Linked DNA regions of Mus musculus: all the other regions are linked to region 7. A link is a loop called in an ENCODE intact Hi-C map of the cell type or tissue named here. Cell type or tissue: left cerebral cortex. All regions are shown on one strand. Region 1 overlaps Nhsl2 (NHS-like 2). Region 2 overlaps Gm4779 (predicted gene 4779). Region 3 overlaps Nhsl2 (NHS-like 2). Region 4 overlaps Nhsl2 (NHS-like 2). Region 5 has its middle 11 kb from the start of 8030474K03Rik. Region 6 has its middle 24 kb from the start of 8030474K03Rik. Region 7 overlaps Nhsl2 (NHS-like 2).

Region 1 (4,000 bases), 110 kb before region 7:
TGGAAGTCTATACTCTTTTTTTAAAGCCTCGTTCACTTTATCCCAGTTATCAGTGTGCAGTTCCCACTGCACTCTAAATGCCTACTGCTATGTCCATACCACAATCCATTAAGTACTCTGGATTTAATACTTTGTATAGGGAATTGTCTTTCACTTTATTTTCTCTAAAGTGTTTTTTTTAGCATTCTCTTTGCATGCTTCCTGGCTTTAGAATGAGTTTGTTGAATCCAATGAATAATTTCTGTGGCAATTTAGCTGGAATAGTAGTGAGCTTATAGACTGCTTTAAGGAGACCAGACATTTTTTTTCCTCCTTCGTGCAATGTTTTTCTCCTTTACAAAGACCACCAAAGCCTGCAAGAAAGGGAGCCAGGGCTAAAGAACACATAGAACTCACCTCCCTGACTTACGCCCTCCCCTTATTTGTGTCTGTTTGTGAAGGCCTGAACTTCAGACTCCTGAAGTTAAATATTTATTTTAAATCTTTAACAGGCCGTGAACGCTTAGTCTGTTTTTCAGTAGTACCCACGAATAGAGACAATACCTTCTTTTCCTGATCACAAAGAAAAAGAAGATGTAGTCACGTGCATACCTAGTTAAACACTGTCAGGAAATGGTGGGGTGGTGCCTTTCTAGGTAGAGCTCAGGCTGACAGAAAGTCATGGTGGGTGGGGTGGGTGGGAATACCAGTGGATGCAGAAGCATGAAAGGTTACTCATGTCTAACTTTTTTTCTGTGGCTCTAGAGCACCATGTCCGTTCGGTGGTGCTACTAGCCACAGGTACCCACATGGAAACCAAATGGACCTCGATGCTTGGCTCAGGCTGGAGCTGTCTGAATGATTCATCAGGCTCTCTCAGGGTCAAACCTTAGGTCTACAAAGACCTTCAGCATCACGGGGAAGCAGTCGTTAGCTACAGCTTTCCACACTTTCCTCAAAGGGAACAGTAGGACCTGGATTAGGGTTTCTTTGGCTTCCACAAATGCTGTCTGGGCAAGCAGTGCTGTGCCTACCTATGTTCCATTCAGCCCAGAGGATAGGCCGTGCCCTCACAAATCTGGATTCTCTTCTGCATGTTTATTGTCTCCAAAGCAGAGGTGGGACCTTAGCTGCAGGCTGTGATCTGTGTTTCTTACAGTCTAAGGAAACAAGCAATATATTACTAATAAAGAAAATAAAACAGGCAGTGGCAAACACCAGAGGCGGGTGCAAAGGCGATGTGGACTTTAACTGCATAACTTTTTGATCTACTAGTAAATCCTTCTTAACCCCAGAGCCATGTCCATGTCATGCACTTGATTCAACTGCACATCCTGCCAAGGTTCCAGGGTCATCTTAGTTGCCTCTCTCTCTCCCATCTGTTCCAATTTCTGGTGCACATTCCTAACTCACAGCTCCTGCTCCTATTCCCATGCTTAGGTCTTGTTTTGCTTTGCTTTAGAAACAGTCTCACTATTATTCTTAACTATGTTGCTCTGGCTGTCCTATAACTCACTTTGTAGACCAGGTTGGTCTCAAACTCAAGGAGATCTGCCTGCCTCTGCCTCCCAAGTGCATGTGTCACTATGCCCAGCTCTGTGTCCCGCTCCTTAACTCAAAGCATTTCACACACTCAAGCCCCACACCTGTCTGCCTTTCTCATTAGGAGCTATTTTACAGCTTTTAATTTTGAAATGGTAAATGTTTGCTATAATGCTTGAATTTCAAAGTCCTTTATGACATCATCGTTTAACTGACCCTTCCTGAGTGTGTCTGGTGTGTGTGAGTGGAGGAGGGGTGCAATTTGATGCTGTGGAAAGCCCATCTCACCTGAACTTTGGAGTCACACATAACTGAGTCATATAGCCCCTCCCCTATTCTTTAGCGGTTTGTTCCCTGCCTTCGCCCCCATCTTCCCCTGGTCCTCAGTCTCTATCCCCATCAGAAGTTGTAATGAATCGACGCGAGGTTCTGGTGTGTGTGTGGGGGGGGGGGTGAATAATGCTGGGGTTCATACAGGACTGGGGCCCAGGAGGGCAGAGCAGGCCAAGTGTGCCCCGGCTGGTTTGCGTGAGCAGAGCAGCTCTGTGCAGCTCCGCGCGTCACCAGGCGCGTGCGGAGGCGGCAAGAGCGGCGGGCGGTGAGTCATGGTCCCCGCGCACCTCCGGAACTGGAGGCTGCTTGGCGCAGCACAGCCCCCGCCTAGCTCCCTGCTCCTCCCCGCTCCTGGGGCGGACGGGCGGCATGAAAGCCTGATGCCGGGCGGCAGAGGGCGCTGCTGTGCAGCTGCTGGCAAGCCAAACAAAAAAGGCTGGAGCTGCCTCTGGCTGGGAGGGATGAACAGCAGCCCAGAGGCGGGGCGAATGGGGGAATGAATGCCAGGGCAGCCTTGCTGTTTTTAAGAGAAAGGAAGTGTACTTCAGAATGATTCATCCCTGCACAGAGTGATGGGGCAGTGGATCCCCCTACCCACCGAAGGAGAATGCCTTTCTTGCTTAGCCTAAGCTGTCTAAAGTTAGCAGCATTATCCATTCCTTAGAGAGGGTCCCTGATAGAGCGGGTTACCTCTTTTCAAAATGGATCTGCCCAAGGGACTTAGCCTGCAACCTTCTTTCCTCTGATGATTGCCACTTGAGGAAAGTGGCCTAAGATTTGAGCTGACAGTAATGCAGGGCAAGAGAACGTGCTCTACTTATCGGTGACCAACGTCCCACTGTCGTCGTGTTTTTTTTTGTCTTGAAATTGCTCTGTGTGTGTGTCCTTGAGCTTTTGCTCAGGGTAGAACCCAGAGCCTTGTGCATAATAGATAAGTGCTATTCAACTGAGCAACATCCCCAAACCCAAACTTAAGCACCATCATTCATTCATTCATTCACTGTGAACATCTTCACAATGTTTGAAAGCCAGTCACAGTGCAGAGAAGGAAGAGAACCAAATGTTAAAACAATGATCCTTAGCAGAAAACAGCTTATGCTTGACCCGGGACACCTAAGTAAATACATGCAAGAGCTTCATGCTGCACCTTGGAACTGAGTTGTTTTGGTCGCTGATGCATTCTGGGAGCACACAACAGTTACTGACACACAATAGACACTCATTTGTCCAGGGAATGCTAGAGACGTTCAGGAGAGTACATGGGACCCAGAAGAGTCCAGGATGAAGATGTTAGCCAGATGGAGATTAAGACAGAGAGAAAAGAGCCTTGGCAAAATAGAGGTCTCCATCCTCACCTCCCTGTGCCTCCCTTCCCTCATTCAAGGAGAAAAGCAGAGACCTGGCTCTGAATCTAAATGTGCTTCCAGAAATGAGCCCAAGTGTATAGGTTAGGGCCTGGCCAGAGCTTCTGACCTCTGACTTAGCTCGGCTTCAGATTACAAACTTGCCTATTTTCCGTGCTCCTCTCCCCCCCCACCCCCTCACTCTGTCTTCCCTCAAACTCCCCTAGAATAAATTATCTATGACATGAAAGTCTGTACTTGTGTTTTGTCATGAGGTTTATTTTTTGTATTAATTGTATTTCAAAATAAAGGCTTTGTTGTTTACAGATCTTTATACTAGCACAATTTTGCTGTAGGAAAACAAGTCAACACTTTTGTACTAAGAATAAAATAAAAATCCAGCCATAGTTTCACCGTCCAAAGTAGTGCTTGGCGTTTGGAATGCTTCCATTACAATTCACACACACTGGCACTCATCCAGTTAGAACTGGTACAGACTGAATCTTATGTTCCTAAGAAAAACATGAGCTTGGACAGTGGTCTCTTGCCCTCTATCAATAACTCTGATGGCAAGACGTTTTGGCTGAGAATCCCAAACTTGATTCTTTAAGCAGCTGAGGCTCCTCAGTGTAAGTCCTTGGGAAAGTTCAGAGAGCTTTCTCTGAGCCAGTGCTGTTTCCACACCATGGTATGGATGCCTCCCTAAGTCTATTTCAGAGGGCCACAGGAAAGAAGTGCTGAACTCCTTGCTGGGAGGGAAAGGTGGAGAAGGGACCTATTGCCCCACTTGTCCAAGGGAGAAT
Region 2 (4,000 bases), 270 kb before region 7:
ATGGCGCACGCCTTTAATCCCAGCACTCGGGAGGCAGAGGCAGAGGCAGAGGCAGAGGCAGAGGTAGGCAGATATCTGAGGTCGAGGCCAGCCTGGTCTACAGAGTGAGTTCCAGGACAGCCAAAGTACTCAATGTGAAACAGCTGTCACCAGGGGCAGGCTTGGGGTAAAAACAGGGGCACAGCTCAGCTCTGACTGACTGTAGAGCAGACGCTCTCAATCTGTGGGTAGCAACTCCCACAGGCTCACACATCAGACAGTACACGATGATAAACAACAGTTGCAAAAGTACAGCTGTGAAGTAACAATGAAATAGCTTTATGGTAGAGGGTTAACATCACAAAATGAAGCCCATGAGCAGGCCATAGCATTAGGAAGGTGGGAACCACTGCTGTCGAAGAAAACTGGAAGGAAGCAGGATCCACAGGTGGTAGTTTGGCCTCTTCTGTGGGGAGAAACTCTTGAGTCCAACCTGCCAAGCAAAAACAGAGTCAGGCCAGCTCTTGCTTCCTGAGCAGTCAGGAGTGTGGCAAGGGCTGTCGATAGGACACTCACTTCAAGGATCCTGGAACTTTTCTTTGAAGACTTGCATGATTGCTGAAACACAGAGGTAAAAATGGGTATTCCAGACATAGACACACAGGACAGGAACCCACCCGCCTGAGACCCATGCTCTGCTCCACAGGAACTTCCAGACAGCCGCCTCACTGCCCTCCAGCCCCCATCCAAGCAGACAGAGTTGGGACACACTCCCCCACCCATCACCGAGCGCTATGTGCAAACGTTTTCTACAGGAGAACAGCATGGATAGGCAGTCCTCAAACGCTGGGTCACAGCAGTGCCAGCCCTACTTGTGAAACAAACAAACAAACAAACAAACAAACATGTGTCAACAGACACCCAAAAATTCCAGGTGCCAGGACTTCAAGGGAAAGCTAAGGAGGAACATCTGAATGTCCAGAGAGAAGAGGCTGGGGGGACTCATCTGTACAGCACATGGGAGAACAGAGAGCCTCTTGGTGCAAGTTCCAGAAGTCAAGGCACACAGGGCTCCCAGCCTGGCCTGATTCATGTCACCTTCCCCATGAGGGCCTGCCCCACCACCCACTGTAACCACCTGCACCCAAACACTAAGCTCCCCCCTCTGCCCCTGTCCCAATATCTTTCCTGCCCGGGGTAGGCCATACCGAGTTGTTCCTTGAGTTCATCTATTTCCTTCTGTAACATCTCACACTAGCCCAGCAGGCATGAAAGAAAAAGAGAGATTAATATTCAGTGTCCTGGCTTCTTCTCTGCTCCATCCACACGTGCCCTTTATCATTACACCTCCCACTATCCACAGTCCTGGGATAAGACTGGCAAAAACCTTGAAGAGCAAGCAGGTGCCCCCCCCCCCCCGTGCAATTTGGGACAGGAGTTGGCACAGGAGGTTAATTGTCAGGTTAACTTTGACAGTCAGCTCAGGGTCTACCTGAGGCTAGCATTTCAGAGAGCTGATAAAAGTTTTACCTGTTGGCAGCCCCCTATGGCTTGTATTTGATGCTGCCTATCGCCAACTGGGAATGGCAGACGTAGAGGTAATTCCTGGTCACCTGAAACATACAAACACACACAGACACACACAGGAGTGGGGATGAGAAACAGGATTATATAAGTTGGAAGGGACTAATGGGGTCCAAAATGAGGCCGCAGTGCCCTCTGCTGGCAGCACCTTGTACCTGGTAAGTCTTCACCTCTATCTAGCTCTATTCTTGCCCTTACTGCAGCCCAGAGGCAGCATAAAGGTGCTGTGAGCCCCTAAGACAGTGGCACTGAGTGTATGCTAGCAGGACTACCACCATGGCTAGAAGCTAGGAGCTCAGTGCATGTATAGGGCTCAGCAGCAAAATCTGTCGTGTTCAAGATGGAACTCATATTGCCCTACCTTTAAAGTCATGCATCCCACAATCTCACTCATTTCCCAACGTGACCTGAGGTCAGCCCTGACCATACCCAGTCTCCTGTGGACTCCCTACCTACCTCATCAGAGAAGCCTAAGAAGCAAGGCTGCAATCCTCAAAAGAACAGAGCCCCAGGTTGCTTCCCTCTCCCCAGCCTCCCCCACTGTTCTCCAAGCCCCAAAGTCTCACCAGCAGGTGCAGGTGGTGCTCTGGGTCTGGCACATCTCTGGATCAAGAAGAACTGTGGGTTTGCTGGAACTTGAGGGGCTCTGGTGTTGGAGTCTCCACTGCTCATTTCTCCACGATGCATGCACACGGAAGGCTGCTCTGCCCTGTGTAGTGGAACCTCACACACAAAATACTTATCACTGAGTATATGTTGTTGAGGGGCTGAGGGAAAGGGGGTAACAAAATGGAGGCTTGGGAGGCTCATCCCTTCTGCACCTCCTGTCCTCAGTCACCCTCAGCTCAGGAGGCAGAGCTCAGCCAGGAAGGAGCCCACAGACACTGAAAAGCCTCAGGTCCTGGCCTGGCTTCCTTGGGGAGGAGCCAGGGAGGAGCCAGGAGGCCCTCAGGACTGGCTATATGCTCAAGTTGTTCAGCCCACACTGTAGGGGCTCTCTGGACAGCAACCACCCAAACTGACAGCCAGACACATTTCCCTCCCCAGACCTGGTTAGAGAGAGGAAATGCACAGGGAAGGGAACAGGAAGCAACCCCTAACTGAGGCTCCCTTGATATCCACCCTTATTTACCACCAGGACTCCACACTAGACATCCTAATCAGGATGAGTGTCCACTGACAACTTCCCAAGCCAAGGCATGGGCAGGGGCAGGGGCAGGGGCAGGGGCAGGGGCAGGGGCAGGGGCAGGGGGAGCAGCACAAACGTATGTGCCGGGAAGGGGAAGGGCAGGGTGACAGGAGAGAGGGCATGGTCTACTCACTTGGGCCTGCAGACCAGGATCTCTCGGTGAGTTATCTTCTTTGGGCCCTGCCTGTGGCTCCCTTGTCTTCTTTGCTATGGATTTCTTCCCAGTGCAGACGGACTTGAACTCTTTGGGCCCTGAAGGCAGTGAGCATTTACTTGCCTTCCCTAGCAGAGCAACCCCTGAGATTGGGGGGAAAGTGGCTGGTTCTACAGTAGCTGATTTGAGTCTCTGTCCCCATGGTGGGAAGATTCTCGCCACGGGTCCTCTTGAGGTGTCCCACTGAGATGGCTTTTCCTGGGCTGGCTTCTTTCTTGGACTTATCTTGTATAAGCCAGCAGAAGCAACAGCAACAGGGGCAGGGGCAACAGTAGAGGCAGTGGCAGTGGCAGTGGCAGAGGCAGAGGCAGAGGCAGAGGCAGAGGCAGTGGCATTGGCAGTGGCAGAGGCAGAGGCAGAGGCAGAGGCAGTGGCAGTGGCAGCTGCTGCTGCTGCTGCAGTAGCTCCTTGGTGGCTGGGCCTGCCCCCTTCTTTGCTCCAAACCATAGTTTGTTTTTTCTTAGCTGAAGAGCTTTCCAGCTCTCCCGAAGCCTGCTTTTCGATGGCTGAACCGAGTCCTCTTGGAGTAGAGGCCAGCATAGAGGGAGGCACATGGACAAAACTTTCCCTGCCATGGACATTCGTGTGTCTAGCTGGATCTTCCTGCTCAGTGAGGCCAGCGGACTTGGGCTGGTTTCCTTCTTTGAGACAAATGGTTACCCTCATCATCTGTGTCTCACTGAACTCATCAGAAGACTCAGGGCTGGAGGAGGGACATTGAATGTCATCACTGGTTACTACCCTACTCATGGCACTTCTTCTTGGGGTCATCCAGGCCCTGCCTCGCCCCGGACCTCTGGGGTGCAGTTGGGTAGCTGTGACCTGCTTCCCTTCCGTTGAGGTCTGAGGCCGCATGCTTCTTCTGAGCGTGCTTGCGTCTGAGTCTCCCCAAATGCTAATGGGCTCAGCAGCACAGCTTGGGGGGGATTGATGTCCGTGGATCCCCCAGGCCTCCCGGTTGGCTATGTGCTGCCCGAAGCTTGTACCCTCGATGGCTAGCTGCTGTACAAAGTCCAGATTGTCCCCTCTGTCAT
Region 3 (4,000 bases), 84 kb before region 7:
AGCCCTTCTTCCCGCTTAACTAGGCCCAACTCTTGGAAAATGTGAACCAACCCTGATAGGTCATAGTTCCCTAATGCCCGCGGTCCAAGGAGCACTGCAAACAGTGTCCACTGCTGTGAGGGTTGATTTCCATGTTCATCTCGACTGGATTTAAAAACATCTCAGACATTAATAAGGAGACACGTGTGCTTCTGAGGGCATTTCTAGAAAAGTTTAATTGAAAAAGGAAGCTCCATCCTGGTCACACATGTATTAATGGCAGAGTTGAGATTAAAAGCCCTAGGGAAGCTGGGGGCAGAATTCAGCCATACAACATTTCCCCAGTGCACTCATTCACACACATGCACACACACACACACACATACACACACACACACACACACACACAGAGAGAGAGAGAGAGAGAGAGAGAGAGAGAGATTATTTCACCAAAATTGAAATGTAATGCATGTGCACGAGGTTGTAAAGTTGAAATGTGATCTTGGTTTTGGTTACCCCAGCCCCCCATCTCACTTCTGTGTCCTCTTTGCTCACCATCCTGAGACCATGCCAGGAACTCTCACATTTCCTCCAAGGGTCTGTCCCTCTCCTCTGTTAGGCTTTCTTTCTCAGTGGTTTTTGGCAAGGAGAAGGGAGCTGGTGTTTATCAGTTATACATAGGCTGTCCATAAATGGTCCCTGTGAGGCCACCAAAACTAGGGAGAGAATTGCTCTGCCCGATTTCCAGGACCTGTACGCTCTCAGGAAGCAATGACTATGGTCACAGCATGAAATGTTTTAAGAATGGGACATTTGCCAGCAGCTCTTGGATGACATAGGAGTCAATCACTCCGGGGCCTTTCTTAAGGTCTATATCCTAGTCACCAGTACCAAGACCAGTGCCATGGAAGATTGTTTAGCTCAATATTTGTCCCTGAAGACTGGGTTCAGGGAGTCCAGGAGGCCATCCCAGATTTCTCACAGCTGTCATGAGACTCAGCATGCGGGGCAGGGAATGGAAAAATGTGTTCTTCACACTATGGTGCAAGGTGGTGGTGCCAGGGCCAACTCCTAGTGCCAGCAGCCCTTGGGACAGCTTGGTTCATTTACATCAGTACAAGAGCAAATAGGCTTAAGGGAAATAAGGGGGAAGCCAAGTGTGTCAGGAATCAAGGCCACCAACTGCCTAACAAAGGACTCTGCTCCGGGGGCTTCAAAAGTCAATTTTTGGAGGGTCCCCATTGTGGGACAAATCCTGTTGTCACAGATATTCAAATTGGCTGTCCATACTGATTCGTTGTCTTTGTACCTCATATTCATGATGACAGGTGACATTTATTGAGCATCTGCTGTATGACAGGTACCAAGCTAAACACATATTTGATTAACTCAGTCCTCATGACAACCCTATTAGAGAGATATAATTTTCTCTTCATGATACAGATGCAAAAGCAGATGCTCAGATTAAGTGAGTTTGAGGCCAGCCTGGTCTACATAGTGAGTTTCAGGACAGTCAGGGCACCATGTTGAAACCCTATCTCAAAAAAGGAGGGCAGCTGCCATCTCAAGTAAAAGAGGGTCAGGAAGGGTAGGCTAAGTAACTTTGTTGGGATTGTGCACAGTGACAGAGCTCCTGTCCATAGGCCACTAATATTCTTGAAGTCTCCAAACTTTGCTGCTTGAAAAAGGTTGATAAAGATACCAGCAAGAATCCTGTGGAGGTACAGTTGTTGCATCCCCACAATTTACCATACATGGACATGCCCAGGAGCTCTGCTATAGGAAGAGGGGGTTTTCTCCATAGTACCACAGAAATGTCATGAGCATTTCCTTTAGGTAACACCAGGAGGCGCAGCAGCCTGTTTCTGGCCTGTGGCTTCTTGTCTTTTCCCCTTGACTTGCTTGGGAAGGGTACGAAAGCTTGAGCATTCCTAACTGAGGTGTAGAATACACAGTCTTTGTACATAGGGTAATAGAATACACTGGAGAACTAATGGCTCTCTGTTGGCTCTGTAGATCTTCCTGCCAGAGAAAGTCCTGCTGTGGTCAGGGCAAGGTGGACTTGCAGGAGTTGGGAACCAGAGACAGCAACCAAGACAATAGCAGTGTCCCCAATAGGTGGTTGTCAGCTGCTAAATGATGGGAGACTAGAAAGAACCTAACTGTTCAGAATGCTAGTCTTGGTGTCAGAGCTGCTGTGTAGGGTTGTGCAAGCTACCCCCTGCAAGGGCACCTGAGTCAATGGGAGCTGAGATGAAGCCCAGGGTCCAGTAGTCCTATGTCCTGAGGATGCTTTGTTCTAATTCTCTCAAAAGCATCTATCGCATGTCTCTAGGATATGCAGTGGAGGCCAGATCCCATCCCTTCCTTATTAACTCTGATGTCCATTTTGCTTACCTAAACCCCATTCTCAACACCTCTTTGTCTCTGTACAGACTTTGTGTTGCTTGAGCCTTCAGGCTCATTGAAGCTCACTTCTCTACTGTCCCATATCCCTTTCTCCTGCCAATCTTTCTATCCTAGACCCCAGACCCCAGACCCCAGACCCCAGTTCCCAGCCCCTACCTCAGGTAGAGGTAGGAATTCTCTAGAAACATGAATACCTGCTTTGGCACATCTGAAATTTTTACTCCATGAACAACCAAGATATAGACATGGAGCTGGGACACTCAGGTGTCCTCCCTTCCCCTCAGGCCATTCACTGTCCTCTTTCAGTCACTGGGCTTGTGTGTACTAAGCACCTGCATGGTTCTCTTCTGGGCACAAGGCCATTAACAAAACCAGAACAACTAAATCTTCCCGGAGCTTCAGGTATAGTTCTAGCAATACCCCCTCCCCTTGATTCCACCATCCTTCTTTCTTGCTCAAGTACCATGGAAGCCCCCCTCTTCCTCCCTTTCAGAAGCATCCCCCCCCCAAAAAAAAGCTGGACCTTGCTGCTTTGGCCTCGGTGCCAGGACCCCTGGTATTCCATGTGGGGAATACATGTGTAAATTTTGCTTTTGTATCCTGGCCTGGCAAGAGCCATAGGGCACTGTGCTCTTCCTGGGGTAGCTTTCATGCACTTGTTTTCTCAATTGAGTCGGCAAAGGCAGGTCAGTGGAACTGTGGCTGAGAGCTCAACCTCTGAGATACGGCATTCATTAAGACCTGTGTAGTCAGTCATTTTTTCCTATTATTCTTCCTACTTCCTTACTTCCGTAAAAGACATGGACTTGGGGCTCGAGAGAAGCTTCAGTGGCCAAGAGCGCCTGTTGCTTTTGCAGAGGACCTGGGTTCAGTTCCTAGCCCTCACATGATAGCTCACAACCATCAGTAACTCCAGTTTTAGGGGAGCCCACACCGGTCTTATGATCTCCTTGGGCACCAGGGAAACGCTCATACACATACAATAAAATAAATAAATCTTTTAAAAAATGTTTTTTAAGAGCTATGGTTTTGGGCTGGAGAGATGGATCAGCAGTTAAGAGGTCCTGAGTTCAATTCCCAGCACATGGTGGCTCAGGCATCCAATGCCCTCTTCTGGTGTGTCTGAAGAGAGCGACATTGTACTCACATACATAAAATAAATCTTTTTTTAAAGTGAAAATAAAAGAGGCATGGTCATATTTGTTACATGGGATAATGGCCAGTTCTCTGTCTTTCATCTTTCCTTTTTCTTTTCTTTGTTTTTCCTTAGAATATGCCAAGAGAAAAGTGAAAAGATGACCACACCCAACATGAACAAGTATTAACATGTGTTGTTTGCCTGTGATGTTGCAGTGCTGTGCATTTAAACCGGGGACCTTGTGCATGCCCTGAAAGCTCCACCAACCAAGCTCCTCCCTCAGCCTGCCCATGATATTTTCTAGCAAAACAAAACATTCTGGGTACTGACATCCTGCACTCTCCTCCCATCGGTGGAATGTCCTAGATACTGCCAGGCCCTGTGATCCACCTCCTAGCCAGTTCTCTCCTGTCTGGCTTTCCCCCACACCACCAGGTCACTGTTGTTTCAGATTTCCCCCAGCACAGCACGTCC
Region 4 (4,000 bases), 62 kb before region 7:
GAACTTGAACTGTGCTTTGAAGAGCTGGGACTGTCACTTTGAGAAGGACTCCTGTAGTCCTAGTCATGTTCAACCTGAACACTTTACTATATTTGTTCATTTTTTAAAATGTGTGTTTTGCCTGATTGTATGCACTGCACTACACATGTTTGGTACTCAAGGAGGTCAGAAGAAGGCATCAGATCCCCTGGAACTGGAGTGACAGACAGTTGTGAATGTGAGTGCTGGGAACTGAACCTGGATCCTCTGCAAGAGCAGCAAGTGCTCTTAACCACAGAGCCATCTCTCCTGCCCCATATTCAACTCTTGACCAGGGCAATGAGTGCACAGGTATATCTAGTTTGTGACCATGCATTCACTCCCCACCCCTTCTTGCTGTCTTCTCTCTGAATATGTCCCAAACCTATTCTTTCTTGTCCATGCCTCTTCATCTCCTTGAGGGTATAACCTAGATGCCCATGTGTACAAGCCAACTGAATTTTATTGTTTCAGCTTCCAAACTGTCCCACACTCTGGGATGACCTCCCAGTACCACAGCTGTCTTTCTAGGTTTCTCTGAGCTTTACTTTAGTCCAGTCTTACAATTTCAAACCTTCTGAGACTCATCCTTCAGAGCTAGCATAAAGAGATAGAAGAGCAGGAACTTAATGTCTCCTAAACTAAAGTTGGCCACTTAGCACCCTCACTATCAGGCTCATGGATCGACATGTTTTAACCAAACCATATTTATAAATCTATTTCCCCAAGATGCTTCACTGTGGGTACTTCCCACTTGCTCTGGGGCTACTTGCTCCAAGCCTTATTTTACTTTCATGTTGGTTCCATTGGAGACTTCTTGTCATATTCCACAGTGAGCTGCAAAGCCCAAGTAGGGGGTCCCACCATCTTGCAAGGTGTTTGTTTGGTTGTTTGGGTTGTTTTGTTTTGTTTTGTTTTGTTTTTTTGCAATTTATCCCTTGCTAGGCTGGGACAGCTGGTCAGTAGTCTGAGGGATGTTTGTGGATTTGTTAAAGACTGAAGAGACCCTTAGCAGCTGGCTCCCTGAAGCTTGCAGTCCCCACAGTTCCCAGTATGCCCTTTCCTTTTGTGTCTAGCTAACTTGATGACCCAGTCCACATGGGGTCTATCTACTCTGGGAAGTACTCCCCCTCCCCCAGCTCTCCAGACAGAAGCAGGTTTTCTCTGATTCTCCTTCAACGCTGTTAATTCTTTTCTGTAGTGTCTTTTGATGTGTCAGTCACCCCTCCTAGAAGGTGACTTATGCCTCTTGCTCCTACCACCAGCACGGGGCTGGCTTAGGAGGAGCCTGGGAACAGTTGACAGAGTGCCTAAATGACAGGTGGATGGGGGTGGGGGTGGGGAGCGGTGGATGGATGCGCGAATAGGTCTCATTTTAGACCTCTTGTTCCAAATCAGAAAGCTCTGACCCACACCCACTATGTGGCTGTGACAGATAGGCCCCCCTGTCCCTGTGTCTGATGACATCAGCGCTGAACAGTCTTACTATTCGCCTATGTGAAGCCACTCAGGGCTTTCTGGCTCTAGCAGACTTGATTCCAGGACCGATGGCCCGAGCTTACTGCCAGGCTGTTGAGACTGGAACAGGCTGCTGAGCCAGCACCACCTGCCCCTTGTCACTTATCCCACAGGGCTGCAGCACTCGCGACAGTCTGCTGCATATGTGTGTGTGAGAGCGCGCGCATGCGGAGCGCGCATGGATTTTCTGTGGGACATGAAAAGAGCCTTCTCATTGGCTGCCGAGGGTCCCAGTTCCAGTCTGTGAATCTCTGGGCTGCTATCTCTGCCCTCCCATGGGAAGGCAAAGCAGGCAAGGGAGGGGAAAGTGGAGTGAGGCTTCAGGTGTGTCTGACAAGGAAGCAGGTACGCCTGGTGGCCACATTGGGCATTCCAGAGACGTCTGGATGTGCTAGCGCCAAGCCTGCAGCCTGGAAGCCTCGTGCTCTGCCCAAATTTCTTCAGGTTTCTCTTAGGACTGGAGCCCAGAACCCACTGGCAGCTGTCACAGAACTGGATCCGTCTCCCAGTGGAACAGGGAGCTGTATCACTTAGAATTCCTGGGTAGCACATTCCTTCACTGGTCCTTGTCACACTCATGGATGAGGCTCTGTTATTGGCCCCTCGCTCCTGCAAGCTTCTGCAGATCCAGAGAGCAAGCGGCAGCAGGAATGACAGCTCTGAGAGCAGAGGCAGCCAGGGACAGTAAGGGCAAACGAGTCGGGTCCCGGGGGTTGCGGGGGCTGGCCCCATGTGCAGACTCAGATGAGGTGGGGGTTGCACTCAGGGTTTGCTAGGGTTCTTTTTTGGAACCTGGGCTGCTAGACCTGACAGGAGAGCTGAGCAAGGGGGAGGGGATAGAGAGGGAGGAAGGGATTGAGGGAGGGAGGAGAGAGAGGGAGAGAGAGAGAGAGAGAGAGAGAGAGAGAGAGAGAGAGAGAGAGCGCCCTAGCAGGCGCTGGTCCAAGTAAGAGGTTCAGATCTGGACAATACTGTGCCAAGGGCACAAGTGGGATTTGGAAGAGCCATGTGTGTAAGAAGCAAAGCTGAGGTGATGTAAGCACCTGGGGAGGAGCACAGGTCGAGGAAGAGGAGAAGGAGGAGGAGGAGGAGGAGGAGGAGGAGGAGGAGGAGGAGGCGCGGCGCGGCGGCCGCGGTGGCTGCCAGTCCAGAACAGAATGATGGGCAACTCTCACCACAAGCAACCGAGGAGTAAGAGCCAAAGCAGCAGGATGCATTCAGCAACAGGTACTCTCTTTCCTTCCCTCCTTTTCCCCGGGCTTCTCCAGCCAGGGCCTCCCTGGCTCACAGGGCCCCTGACCCTTGGCGTGACTTGCAGGGGCTGGCAGGGGGGCGGGGAGGAAGCCTGAGGGAGATGCGGGTGAACTCCCAGCTCCCCTGCTCTAGTGCCAGGCTGAATTGCATAAGTCTGGGCTCCCTGAGCAGGCAGGAGCTGGCTCCTTCGCCAGCAACTCTGTGCAGCCTCTGGAGGGTGGCTGGAGCACCAGCTACTGAAGTTTATTGCTAGCACAAGGCTTTCTCCCTGAAGCCATGCACAGCTTACCCTTCAGGAGTCTCCTTTGTTATTCAAACCTCCTGCTCTCCCAGCCCCCAGCCCCGCCCCACACGTGTACACCTACACCTCTCAGGGCTCCACCTCGGCTGCCGCCTGCTCAGAGTAAGCCAGATGAAGCTGTTTCTTGCTGTGTAATGCCCTGCCCCCCACCTCCCCGCCCCAGCCCTGCCTGAGCTCCTCTGGCTGCATGGACAGCTCAGAGTCTGTTGTCCTCCTACTTTCAATGTGCTCTTGCTTGCCCTCCGTGCCCCTCCAGAGGTGGACTCAAGGGTGCTGGCGTAGTTTTCCCCCAACAACTTCTTCCTAACCGCTCACAGTGTGGAGATTAGGGTCTGGAGACAACTTTTGGTAGCTTGCCTTTGTAAGGCACTGCAAGAGCACTGTGCAAGGAAACAGCCACTCTTGTCCTATTCACACCAACTTAACTTTTATTCCCTTCCCCCTTTTGGAAACCTAGGCCTCAGACATTCCAGGAAAGTGCACTACCAGTGAGCTGCATCTGCAACCCTCCTCTCTTGGCAGCACCCCATTTTTCTTTCCCCTCACACAGAGTCCCAGGGGAGCCCAGAATTCCCTCTGTGCCCATTTGGGGAGCTTTCATTCCACTATCCAGGTCAATGGGAAGGAAAGAGGAGATTGTGCCAAGTGGAAGTCAAGTTTATTGTGGAAAGCAGCAGATGGGTCAGTGCCCTCCTGAAAGCATGCCATGTTCAGACACAGGATGCCATGCATTTAAGGGTAGTTGTTCAAGGCTAGCCATAGTAGCAGCTCTAGAAGAGGGGGATCTCACAGCATGTTTTCGGGGAACAGCTACAAGAAGGCCACCAGGGATGTGCTGATGAACCCTACTCCTGGGACCTGTTAGGGGGAATATTGCTTTGGACTTCAGGGTATGCAGAACTGGCTCCT
Region 5 (4,000 bases), 260 kb before region 7:
CTAGATCCCTATCGTCATGTCCTCAAGGTCCCTCCATGTTTATGGGATGCATAGGAAATTCCTTCTTAAGTACAAATAAAATTTCATCTTAAGACGAAAGAATAGACCACACTTTGTTTCCTTCCTCACCCATGGATGTTTTGCTTGCTTTTCTCTCTCAGCTCTCTCAGAGGATGCTATTGGAAACATGCTATACGAACAACTAATTTTGAAACTCTCTTTTAAAAACATTTACCTTTATCTTCATTTTAATATTTGTGTTATATCTTTCTGTGTGCATGTTACATGTGTTCAGATTCCTTTGTAGGTCGGAAGAGGGTGCTGAGTCCCCTGGAATTGTTACAGGTGTTTGTGGGCTGCTGTGTGGGTGCTGGGAACCAAACTCAGGTCCTCTGGAAGATCAGCAAGTGCTCTTACCTCTGAGTCATTTCTTTATCCCAGAAACTTTGCTTTTTAAAAATAAATAATTAAAAGCAGAATTTTTACACCAATATGGGAACCTCATACATTTACAAGTATTTTTAGTTTTATTTATTTTTATTTTGTGTGCATGGATGTTTTGCCAGCATGTTTGTTGACCCCATGAATGCCTGGTGCCTTCAGAGGTCAGTAGGTGGTTTTGGATTCTCTGGAACCAGAGTGACAGACAGTTCTGAGCAGTCATGTGGGTGCTGGGAATCAAACTTAGGTCCTCTGTAAGAGCAACAAGTGCTCTTAACCACCGAGGTAACTCTCTGGTCCCACACACCAATATTTTTGGACAAAGAAATCTTTTTTTTTTTTTTTTTTTTTTTTTTTTTTGTCGACAGGGCTTCACTCTGTTATCCAGACTAGCCCGAATCTCACTCTGTAGCCCACCCAGTCTTGCCTTGAACCTCAAACATATGGTAACCCTCTTGATTCAGCTTTCGGAGTACTTGGATTAGAGCCACCACAGCCACCATATTCTACCTTTGTTTTTTAAGACAAGGACTCGTAGTGTAGCCTGTCTGGTTGGCCTGGAACTCAGGAGACCTGGCTGCTTGCGTCTCTCCTGAATCCTCAACTGAAAGGCATATAGTACCATGCCTAGCATATTTTTTATTTTGAATATTTTTAAAAAGATTTATTTATTTATTTTATGCATATGAGTACACTATAGCTGTACAGATGGTTGTGAGCCTTCATGTAGTTGTTGGGAATTGATTGTTGGGACCTCTGCTTACTCCAGTCGGCCCCACTTGCTCAGTCCCTGCTAGCTTAGGCCCAAAGGTTTATTTATTATTATATATAAGTACACTGTAGCTGACTTCAGATGCACCAGAAGAGGGTGTCAGATCTCATTATGTGTGGTTATGAGCCACCATGTAGTTGTGGGATTTGAACTCAGGACTTCGGAAGAGCAGTCAGTGGTCTTACCCACTGAGCCATCTCGCCAGCCCCTTGAATATTTGTTTTTAATTTAAATTTATTTTATGTGTTTGGGTGTTTTGCCTGCATGTATGTCTGTGCATCATGTATTGCACATGGTGCTTGCAGGGACCAAAGAGATCAACAGATTCCCTGCAATTGTAATTACAGACAGTTGTGAGCTACCATGTGGCTGCCTGGTATTGAACATCAGTGCACTGGAAGAGCAGCCAGTCCTCTTAACCATAGGGCTATCCTATTTTTTCCTATTTTTTAATTGTGTATGTTTATGAACTTGTGTGAGTTTTTGTGCACATATGCATGCAGGACTCCTCAGAGGCCATAAGAGGGCATCAGACCCCTTCAAAATGGATGTAGGTACTAGGACCTAAACCCTTATCTCCAAAAGAGCAGTAAGTGCCCTTAACTGCTGAAGAGTTCTCTCCAGCCCCTACATTTTACTTTTTAAACGCAAATATTGTACATATTATATGTAATATCATGTTCTGAAATATGTACACCCTGTGGAATTGCTAAATCGAGTTAATTGACATATGTATTAGCATAAGACATCTTTTTAAAAAAATGTATTCATTTATTTACTTACTCACTTTACATCCTGATCACTGCCTCCCTCCTGGTCACCCCTTACCCCCCTTCTTCCCTCTCCCCTCCCTTTCTCCTCTGAGCAGGTGGGGCCCACCTGGGCATCCCCTCGCCCTGGCACTTCAATGGTGGGAAAACTTAAAGTCTCTCTTAGCAATTTTTGTCTTTTTATTAAAAATTTAAACTGATACACAAAACAAAGGTTATACATATTAATACGATACCATGAGATTTTCAATACCTATATACATTTTGTAATTTGTGAATCAGATTAGAAATACTGATTTATTCAAATAATTTTCTCATAATGAAAATATTCAAAATCCTTTCTTTCCTTTAGCTTTTTAAAATCCACATGACAATTTTTATTGTGAATGTTTTCAAAATTATTCCTTCAGTATCTCCCTACAGAGACAAAAACAAATTTGTTATTTAATACACTGGAAGTTGAAAAGTTGATCACTGCCTAGAGAAGGGAAAACTGTCTTGAAAACACACTTCCCCAGGAGGCCAGTTCATCACAGACCTCCAATAACATGGGCATGACCATGACAGATGTACTGTCCTCGATCTGAACCTTTATTCACTACCATTTGGTAATCATCTTCAGGCCCAGATCAATACACATTTCTCAGCAGTAATCATTAGCTGTCCAAGAAGACTTTCATCAGCATTTTCTGCAATGTCAGGAATCTAGAGTCTGTGTTTCTTGGGTATCACCAGAAAAAAGGGCTTGCACTTGAAAGGAAAGCCCATAGAAAGCATGACACTCAAAGCATCCTCAAAAACTGATTTTGCTTACAAGTTCCTTGCAGGTGACCTTCCCACACGTTGTGTTGTCACCCAGGCCAGGCAACCTAACACTTGCTATTATTGTCAGTTATCTCAGGCTTCCTTCTTTGCAGGAACCAGGAATGAAGTCCTCTTTCAGCTGTTGAGATAGACCACACAAAAGTTGCCGGTAGTCACCTTACTGTGTAATAATACAGCAGAACTTACTACTTCTAAGCATAGCTTAGTACACATTTGTGCTTGCCAGTGATTTTATTTTCTTGTGACAGATACCATAAATCCTTTATAGGAGGGAAGACTGATTTTGCTTTATGATTTTTGAAGTTCCCTGCACTAGTGGCTAGCTCTATTGTTTCTGGGTTGTGGTGAGCCCAAGCATTGTACTGGGAGGGAGCTGAAGGGCAGAGCTGCTTGCCCAATAGCAGTCATGACGCTTGTGTTTGCGGGGGCGGTTGGGGGCAGGAAAAAGGATGACAACTGTATAGTTCCTGACTTAGTTAGGGTTTTACTGCTGTGACCAGACACCATGGCCAAGGCAAGTCTTATAAAAAACAACATTTAATTGGGGCTGGCTTACAGATTCAGAGGTTCAGTCCATTATCATCAAGGTGGGAGTATGGCAGTATCCAGGCAGGCATGGCACAGGAGGAGCTGAGAGTTCTATGTCTTCATCCAAAGGCTGCTAGTGGAAGACTGACTTCCAGGCAATTAGGGTGAGGATCTTAAGCCCACACCCACAGTGACACACCTACTCCAACCAGGTCACACCTATTCCAACAAGGCCACACCTCCAGATGGTGCCACTCCCTGGCCCAAGAATATATAAACCATCACAGTCCCCAAGAACAGGACCCCAGCAACCTACCTCTAAATATGGCTGGCTTCCAAAGAATTCTCCCACTTCAAATAAAGCCATCAAATTATTAATCCATTAATTATTAATCCATATTAATTTTATATATTCATATATAATTATTTTGCCAAGTTTTTAAACAGTAAAATTAAACTTTATTCAGCAAATAGGGATTTAATGCTCAAACAATATGCTCACTTCTTCCTAATTAAATTCCGATTTTTTCCTCTTCAACTGTGACAGTATCTTCAGTCCACACCAGTCTCACTGAAATACTAGTTTTTAGTTCCCACGTGTATTATGGTTGGGCTTAGGGATTTGTTTCTCTTAGTACAGATCCTCTCAGCATTAAAAATCTTA
Region 6 (4,000 bases), 250 kb before region 7:
CCCCGCTGCCTGTCCCTCTTCTGTGCAGTTCCTGGAGCCCAACCTAAAGTTTGACTGTGATAAAGCCTCTCTGATGACGGTTGGGTTCGTCATTAATCTATGCGTATAGCAGAATATAATTAGGAATCATTTTATTGACTATTTCTTTTCCAGTCATGTTTGTTTCTATCCTAGGTCTCTGGGCCATTCAGGCAGTGTCAGGCATGGTCTCCCTCTCCTGGTGTTGGTCTTGCCTGGTTTTGGGACCTGGCTCAAGGCACAAAAACCTCCCAACTGTCTGTGATGGTAACTTCAGAACATGGGGCTCAGGTAGAGGTCCTGTGACCTCAAGTGGCAGACCTGGGGATAAGTATCACCTCCAGAAAAACTTGTACCACACAGGAAGTCAAAAGCTGCATGCGGCTGCCATCGTTGCATGAGTGGATGCATCGTCTTAGCAATCAATGAGAGCAGGAGAAAGGCAGTTGGCTGGTCAGGATGAGAGGATGTGGTGGCTCTGGTCCCTGACCCTCCATTAAGCTGCTAGTGAGCAGTCCCTCCAGGTTGGCTCAGTGGAGCCACTTACAGACTCCCACCACCATCTTCAGCTCCAGAGGTGAACAGGTGAACTTGTTTCCCTCCAACCCATGTCCCCATAGTGCGTTCCTCCAGCTCTGTTGTGCTCCTCTGCCCACCAGGGTGATTTTGGATCAGGGATAATCAGAGGATATGGAAACTATGCAGCAGCCTAAGAATAATGTGCAAATGTTGGGTCCTCCCCTAGTGTGATGCTAAGAGAGGATGAGCCAGAAAGGATGGAGCCCAGGGAAGAGATAAGATCAATCCAAATGATACCTTAATGTCTGCTGAAATGATCCATAAGATAAGACACCCCTTTTAGTCCTAAGTAAGGGCTCAGAAGTTCCTGTTGAATTCAAGGAACAGCAGGCAAAAATGGGTCCTATGACTGTCCCAGAGAAGGAGAGCAGTCAGGGAAGGGACAGAGACAGTGTGGAAGGGTGGAAATGTTGGGTGGGCCAGGCCTCACCTCACAGAATCCAAACCCAGTGCACAGGGCTAAACTTGAGTGCAAGGCACCTGCTCAGAAGCAGAAGTGCTTAGCCCAGGTTAAAGGAACAGTTCCCCATCCATTTCTGTACCCCAGCTTCCACAAAAGCAGAAAGAACAAAACACAGGGAAACTACTTTTACGTGCAATATCTGTTACCGGGACACATGGGGCAAAAACAGGGGCATAAAGGTGGCTCTGGCTGTAGAATAAGGAAAAGGAATAAGCAGGGACAGCTTTGGGATCCTGGGTCGGAGTAGTCTGTCCTCTCCTTAAGGGATTCTGGGTCCAAGCATTCAGGCAGAATAGTCAGGCCAGGCCCAGGTTTCCGTGGAAAGGACTGTGGATAGCAGAACATTCGCTTCAAAGATTCTGGAACCTTTTGTTGAGGGCCCGAATGACCGCTGAAACACAGGAGGCACAAATGGGTATTCCAGACACACACACACACACACACACACACACACACACACACACACACACAGAGGATTCAACCACCCTTCCCACTTCTAACCACAGAGAATCCCTAACCAGCAATTTGCCTCTCAGCCCATTTCCAAAAAGCCCTGGAATTGATGCCTCCACCCATTACTGAACTCCATGTGGAAATGTCCTCTACAGGACAACAGTGTGGGCAGGCACTTGGCAGAGCATGTGGGAGAGCAGACATACACAGTTCTTGGTGCATGCCCTAACTGTCAATGTACAGAGGACTCATGGTCTGACTTGCTTGGCATTGCCTTCCCACAGGTAGGCTAGTCTTCCCTAGGTCCCAGTACCCGAATACCTCCCTCTGCCCCTGCCCTCACCCATCCCTGCCCAAGGTCAGCTGTACCTAGTTGTTTTCTCAGCCTGCATGCTTCTTTCTCAAGCAAAGTACACTAACCCAGAAGACAAAGGAGGGGGAAAAAGATTAGCATTCAATGTCTTGGCCTCCTCTCTGCTCCATTTACATTCTTCCCCGTCCTTATAGATCCCACCCCCACAGTCCTGTGGCAAGACTAACTCAGAATCCTGAGCAAAAAGGAGGTACCCTCTCTCTTTGGAGTGTGGGGAGTGAGTGGGCACAGGAGCAAAGCTAGTTTGGGCACTCGGCTTATTATCTATCTAGGGCTGTCATTTCTAGGAGCTAAGGAAGCTTTACCTGCTGACATCCCAGTATCCCTGGTGCTTGATGCTGCTTCTCCCCAACAGGGAGTGGGGGAACCACAGATCGATCTTGGTCACCTGAAAGAGAACACAGTATGCAGCACCCAGGCCTGGGATCCAGGTGGGAAGGGTCTGGGGAGGTCTAAAATGAGGCAATATCACCCTCTGCTGGAAGCAACTTGTATTTCTTGGTTCCTCAGCTCCACCTAGCTCTGGCTTTCCTGTTGGCCAGAGAAGGAGGCTCTGTGGGCCCTAGCAATTTGGCCCTGGGTTGGCATTAGTAGGGCCATACCCACAGCCAGGACCTGAGAGGAGCCCAGCACCAGAAAAGGATTTGGGTGCTGTAAGTCAGCTTCTAAGAGTTAAGAGTTGTCCCACTGTTTAAAGCACAATCCCACTTTTTGAGAACATGGCCTGCCTATGCCCAGTCTCCTGTGGGCTGTGCCTAGAGAGGGAAGGCCAGAAACAAGGCTCCAAATCCCCAGCGACAGAACCTGAAGTGTCTCTCCTCTCCCCCACTGCTCTCAAACCCCAAAGACTCACCATGGGGTGCAGATGCTCTGGGGCTGGGGCTGGGGCTGGGGCTGGGGCTGGTGCCGGTGCCTCCCTGGCTCGGGGCCACAAGCTGGGAATCTGCTGGAACTTGAGGGGCTCTGGTGTTGGAGTCTCCACTGCTCATTTCTCCACGATGCATGCACACGGAAGGCTGCTCTGCCCTGTGTGGTGGAACCTCACACACAAAATACTTATCACTGAGTATATGTTGTTGAGGGGCTGAGGGAAAGGGGGTAACAAAATGGAGGCTTGGGAGGCTCATCCCTTCTGCACCTCCTGTCCTCAGTCACCCTCAGCTCAGGAGGCAGAGCTCAGCCAGGAAGGAGCCCACAGACACTGAAAAGCCTCAGGTCCTGGCCTGGCTTCCTTGGGGAGGAGCCAGGGAGGAGCCAGGAGGCCCTCAGGACTGGCTACATGCTCAAGTTGTTCAGCCCACACTGTAGGGGCTCTCTGGACAGCAACCACCCAAACTGACAGCCAGACACATTTCCCTCCCCAGACCTGGTTAGAGAGAGGAAATGCACAGGGAAGGGAACAGGAAGCAACCCCTAACTGAGGCTCCCTTGATATCCACCCTTACTTACCACCAGGACTCCACACTAGACATCCTAATCAGGATGAGTGTCCACTGACAACTTCCCAAGCCAAGGCATGGGCATGGGCAGGGGCAGGGGCAGGGGCAGGGGCAGGGGCAGGGGCAGGGGCAGGGGCAGGGGCAGGGGCAGCAGTGAAAATGTATATGCTGGGGAGGGAAAGGCCAGGGTGAGAGGAGGAAGAAGGTTAGTCTACTTACTTGGGCATGGTCAATTTCCTTAACCTTGGAGGACTCTGATGTTTGGGTCATCACTGTCGAATTCTTCATGGTGTCTTTACACTCAAGGCCCCTGTCTTCTCTGGCCACTGGCAGGGTTTCCCTTGTATTCTTTGCTACTGCTCTCTTTCTGGATGTACCATGTGTAAATTCGGTGGCCTCTAGGGGTGTTGTGTCATGCTTCTTAGAACTCTCAAGTGTAGGGACGCTGTTTATTGGAGGAAAGGTGGGTACTTCCACAGGAGCTGCCTTGGGTCTCTGCCCCCACAGTGGGACAGGTCTTCGCCCAGTGGCTCTTGGGATATCCTGTAGGGGTTTCTTCTCCTGGGCTGATTTCTTTTTAGGACTGGCCTTCCTCAGCACACCCACAGCAGCTCCTGGGTAAGGAGGCCTACTCTGTTCCTTGCCTCTGAACACAGATGCTTTTCTGTTAGAACA
Region 7 (4,000 bases):
TAAGCCATGGCCAGCACTTCACGCATTTCATTTTAACCTTTCTCACATTAACATCTGGAGGGGGACCCATGTTCCAGTTCCCACCCAACCCCGATCCTCCATTAGGAGGGCTGCTGAGGTAAGGGGCCCCTATTCTACATCTGCATGTGGCAGGTAGGAAGGGAAGGGGGTTGCAGGGAGCAGGTCAGGGCCTGCTCACTGTCACGGGAAATATCCACCCCTTTGAGCCTTTAAGCAACTGTTTTCTTCCAAGTAGGTCCCCCTGTTACCAAGGCAACTTGAGAACTCTGGGCTTTGTGTTTCTGCCCAGGGTCCCTGGGGAGAGATAGCCTGCTGAGCTTTCCCTGGTCTGGGCAAGATGCAGGATGCACTAAGTGGAGGTCCCCATTCCTTAGGTGCTTTTTTTCAGGAGGAGCCTTCGTTACCCCTTCCTGAGCTCCATAAGCCAGTTGTGACCATGGAGGGCACAGTCTGCACATCAATAGGCCCAGCTTCTTCAAGACAAATGTCTGCACCCACCTATGGACTATCCATAGATATAAAACATAAGAATCTCTGTCTTAGAATCTGAGGTAGGGGTCAAGGAGGGGTCAGCTTACAGCAGACCATGGTATATGCTGGGCAATCATCGTTATATAGATTTCTCAACTGTGAACTGTATGTTAGAATCATCTCTCTGAACTGCTGCCTGCTTTGGGAACTGTATGGGAAGGCTTGTAAGAAAATGGCCAGTAAATGTCATCTGGGCTACTTAGACCCTACAACTAGACTGGCATTAGAATTGTGTAGAAACAAAAGGACAGCCGAGCCAGTATCTTAGGCAGCAAAATCCTCTCCGGCTCGCACCATCTTTTAGGAAGAGGGCTTTGGGAAGCCTTTTCATCTTCTCACCCTTCTCTCCCTCCCCTTCCTTTCTTCTGTTCTGTCACTTCCTTATTCTTGGCATGCAAAAAGGCTGCTGTGAGGTGCAAGGTCCCCTTAGGTTGGGTGCCCAAGATCCCAGGTGGGGCCTGTCTACCTTTGGGTGGCAGCAGCAACCCAGAAAAGCAGTGGTGTCTTCAACACACACTGCTTGCTTTTTCAAGCCACATCTCTCCCGAGCAGGCTTTTATGAGGCATGGGAGAGGGAGGGAGTCAGTTGTTCTCTATTTTCTTAAACCTGGTTGCATTTTCACTTTCAAGGTTGCCATCCCCTAGTCCTCTAAGCATCTCAACATCTACAGGTATCCTTAGCAGCTACTCCTAGTTCTCCATGCAGAGGCTTATTTATGCACCTGCTTTTTCAACACCAAACTGCTGCTGCTATTCTGTCGTGTACCTCATCAACTGGGCTACTTAGTTGCTTCTGTGAATTCAACAGTGACTGAACAAGCAAAGAGGGTGTGACCAAAGAGAGGGTGGGGTTGATGACAGGCCTGGAAGCCCGAGGGACTGGCACACAGTTCCCTTTTCCTCTAGTCCTTCATCTCCTTCATCTGCTCTCATTAGTCCTTACAAAAACTGACCCTAATTACCCCCTGCCTGCAGCATCATGAAAAATCCCAGGGCTGCTGGCATCCCATCTGACCACCTAAAACCCTAGAAGGAGACCCAGTGCTCACTGGGACAGCTCACAGCCTGTGCAGCCCCGTCCTTCCCCAGAATGGACAATCAGCCACACGCTCAGCACTGCCACTGGGCTAGCCTTGCTGGGTTTCTCTGCAAAACAGAACCACCACCTGTCTGGCTCCCTCAGAGCCCCCCAGATGCAGCCCACTTGAGTCAGAGTCACCCCCACCCCCTCATTGGACCCAAGGTTCCTGAGATTTGGGTTCCTCAGATTTAAAAAGAGACAACATTGCCTGGCTGGATTATAGCATTGAAATGTTGGGTAAAATAGTTCTCTGCCCTTTCTGCCTCTCAAGTAACCAGGAATTTTCTATGAAGATGCAGAGCCGGGCAGAATCAGGATACAGGTCTGCCTTCTTAGACAGCGGAGTGGGGGCAGAGAGGAGCTGTTCTGGGAGCTGACTACCAACAACCACAGGATTGTAAAGAAGCCGTTCACTGTCACCCTTAGGGCAGTGGCTTCTAAGCCTGTGTCCGTCCTTACCTTAAAGAGGGTAGGACTAATAAATAACCTGCTGCCCAGGATGAAGGATAATGGCAGGTTCTCAGGGCTTAGTCCAGCACTCGCAAGCAGGAAGGCTCAGCAGAGGGGAAACAAAAACGTTCACTCATGTCCGAGAAAGCTAAGCCAGTCCCAGAATGAGGGTGCAGTTCTTTCTGACTCCACACTCTCTAAGAAGCAGGGAGGTCTTGCTGACCCTACTTGGCCTGCTCTGGGAATTTGGTTCCAGCTACTTCACTGGAATCCCATAGCACCATCTAGTGTCCCAAAGTGGAAGGGCGCTTTCTCGCCACCCTGCCTGCCTTCACTCCCTCCTTCCAAGAACTGCTTGTTGTTGCTGGACGTCAAGGTTTCAGGCTAGCACCGATCAGCTAAGGTGCCTGCGAAGTAAGCATCTTGGGTCCCCGTCTATGTTCAGTAACACAGACAGACACAATCTTTACACACCCTTTATTTGTTTTATTGAGGAGAGAAAGCTTTAGCATACAGAACAATTTATCTTCACAGCACAATAATACAACAGTAACAGTAAAAACAGTAACACATTTGTTTCTCTGGAGCCTCCGGGTGTCTTTGGATCACCCTTGTACCCTGCATGCATCCCCACCCCCACCCCCACCCCCCTCAACCCAAGGAGGCACTCAGAGCTTCGGACAGCTCCTGTAGCTGTCACATCACAACAAATATTGAAGAACTGGGAAAGAAGGGAAAAGGTTAAAGGAAGTTCAAGGCCCCTCTGCCCCCAGAGGCCCACAGGCCAGTTTAGTGCTCATGTGCTTGGTCTCCCTGGTCAGGGCCACAAGCATTCAGACTAAGAAGCACCGTGAAGACAGGCAAAGCCTGTGTGTGCCAAGGGGGATCTCTGGAATCTGAGGTACAAGACACCTGCTTCTTGCGCTTCTCCACAAGGACACAGGCAGCGTGACCAGTATGTTGGCATCAGCAGACAGGGTCCATAGCTTCAAGGAATAGAGTTTTCCCTTCTGGAATTCTCGCTTGAGGAAATAAGCTGAAAAAGAGACACAAAACAAAGTCTTCACATGGTTCCCTATCCTCCTGCCTTGGTGGGAATGGGCAAGGCAAACAACTGAAATGTCTAACAACTGACTCAGGAAGGTGAAATGATTCTGCGTCACACAGATGACAGCCATTTTCAGGCCTGCTGCTGGCCCTCCAGCAGGATGACCTCACCTTGAAGAAAGAAAGAAATGCTGCCTCTGTGTGGCGAGGTTCTGAATGGTCGGGAGGAAGCTATTTTGTCCTTATGGCATTCACTACTTCCCATATTTCCCATAATGACTATACGTTAACTTCTCTCTTTGGAGGAAACCATGGTAAAAGGTAGCCGCAGGCTATAGGAACCCAATTCGACTGATCTTCAGGCAAGAAATGGAAGTGCTAAACAAAAAGGCCCCTTACCTCTTGCTGATGAATAGAGAGCTCACCGTTAACCAGTCTGAGGACTAGGTCTGTCTAGGACTCCTCTTCCTCAAGTTCCTTCTCTGGTCTTAAGTTCAAACTCTAGGGCTGGGTTCTCATCTTCAGACTCCAATGAGGAAGAGACACCATTTGCTGCTTTCTTCCTGCTGACCACGGACAACTTGGGCTCCACTTTGCCCAGCTGCTAGGCACCGTGCAGCAAGTTCAATGTCCAGGAACAACTTGGGCCAGCAGTGAACCAGGCTGCCATTTTGTGGCCAGAATGGACATAATACATGTGTACTTCCCACTGCAGCAGCAGTATTTTCCTGGACCCAAAAGTGAACAGCAGGTCTTTGACTAGGGGCACCTGAGTTGGTGCCCAAGAAGCCCCAGGAGTGTGCAGGAGGCAGTCGCCTCTTAAGCCACACTGGTTAACTGAAGTTCAACAACAGGCCTAGGAGAGGTTTG

What was found. A loop is a pair of places that touch in the nucleus more often than their neighbours do. Peaks named below come from ENCODE experiments on the same cell type or tissue, not always from the same donor. Only the 100,000 strongest peaks of a DNase experiment are listed, where the experiment ranks them.
Region 1: a loop joins it to region 7, with 15 times the contacts of the local background. A loop is called at or near these places in 24 of 42 quality-filtered maps.
Region 2: it touches region 7 in a loop (3-fold over the local background); 12 of 42 quality-filtered maps call a loop at or near these places.
Region 3: it touches region 7 in a loop (8-fold over the local background); 17 of 42 quality-filtered maps call a loop at or near these places.
Region 4: it touches region 7 in a loop (2.3-fold over the local background); 3 of 42 quality-filtered maps call a loop at or near these places.
Region 5: it touches region 7 in a loop (8-fold over the local background); 17 of 42 quality-filtered maps call a loop at or near these places.
Region 6: it touches region 7 in a loop (2.5-fold over the local background); 17 of 42 quality-filtered maps call a loop at or near these places.

The regions. Positions count from the first base shown.
Region 1 is chrX:101,952,169-101,956,168 of GRCm38, forward strand. The region is part of intron 1 of Nhsl2 (NHS-like 2); the gene reads left to right. Among named protein-coding and RNA genes, the nearest start is that of Gm25828, 41 kb to the left of the region's middle. In left cerebral cortex, a CTCF peak has its summit at 2,250 (motif pointing right); DNase peaks (open chromatin) are centred at 2,200 and 3,716; H3K4me3 peaks cover 233 bases; H3K27ac peaks cover 960 bases.
Region 2 is chrX:101,790,052-101,794,051 of GRCm38, forward strand. It overlaps Gm4779 (predicted gene 4779), which reads right to left. Exons shown (of 6, transcript NM_001374240.1): 1 at 2,886-4,000; 2 at 2,130-2,286; 3 at 1,510-1,592; 4 at 1,188-1,233; 5 at 556-597; 6 at 298-472. The coding sequence ends at 557. Among named protein-coding and RNA genes, the nearest start is that of Gm4779, 2.4 kb to the right of the region's middle. In left cerebral cortex, a CTCF peak has its summit at 1,703 (motif pointing left); a DNase peak (open chromatin) is centred at 1,686.
Region 3 is chrX:101,979,826-101,983,825 of GRCm38, forward strand. The region is part of intron 1 of Nhsl2 (NHS-like 2); the gene reads left to right. Among named protein-coding and RNA genes, the nearest start is that of Gm25828, 69 kb to the left of the region's middle. In left cerebral cortex, a CTCF peak has its summit at 1,822; DNase peaks (open chromatin) are centred at 1,839 and 3,946.
Region 4 is chrX:102,002,381-102,006,380 of GRCm38, forward strand. The region is part of intron 1 of Nhsl2 (NHS-like 2); the gene reads left to right. Among named protein-coding and RNA genes, the nearest start is that of Rtl5, 67 kb to the right of the region's middle. In left cerebral cortex, a CTCF peak has its summit at 1,901; DNase peaks (open chromatin) are centred at 1,736, 3,002 and 3,560; H3K4me3 peaks cover 2,325 bases; H3K27ac peaks cover 1,326 bases.
Region 5 is chrX:101,803,968-101,807,967 of GRCm38, forward strand. No RefSeq gene overlaps it. Among named protein-coding and RNA genes, the nearest start is that of 8030474K03Rik, 11 kb to the left of the region's middle. In left cerebral cortex, a CTCF peak has its summit at 1,725 (motif pointing right); a DNase peak (open chromatin) is centred at 1,741.
Region 6 is chrX:101,817,001-101,821,000 of GRCm38, forward strand. It overlaps Gm3858. Among named protein-coding and RNA genes, the nearest start is that of 8030474K03Rik, 24 kb to the left of the region's middle. In left cerebral cortex, a CTCF peak has its summit at 2,368 (motif pointing left); a DNase peak (open chromatin) is centred at 2,367.
Region 7 is chrX:102,063,999-102,067,998 of GRCm38, forward strand. All of the region lies in intron 1 of Nhsl2 (NHS-like 2), which reads left to right. It overlaps Rtl5 (retrotransposon Gag like 5), which reads right to left. Exons shown (of 2, transcript NM_001278534.1): 1 at 3,556-4,000; 2 at 2,544-3,119. Among named protein-coding and RNA genes, the nearest start is that of Rtl5, 5.3 kb to the right of the region's middle. In left cerebral cortex, CTCF peaks have their summits at 2,366 (motif pointing left) and 3,336; DNase peaks (open chromatin) are centred at 1,046, 2,379, 2,924 and 3,321; H3K27ac peaks cover 321 bases.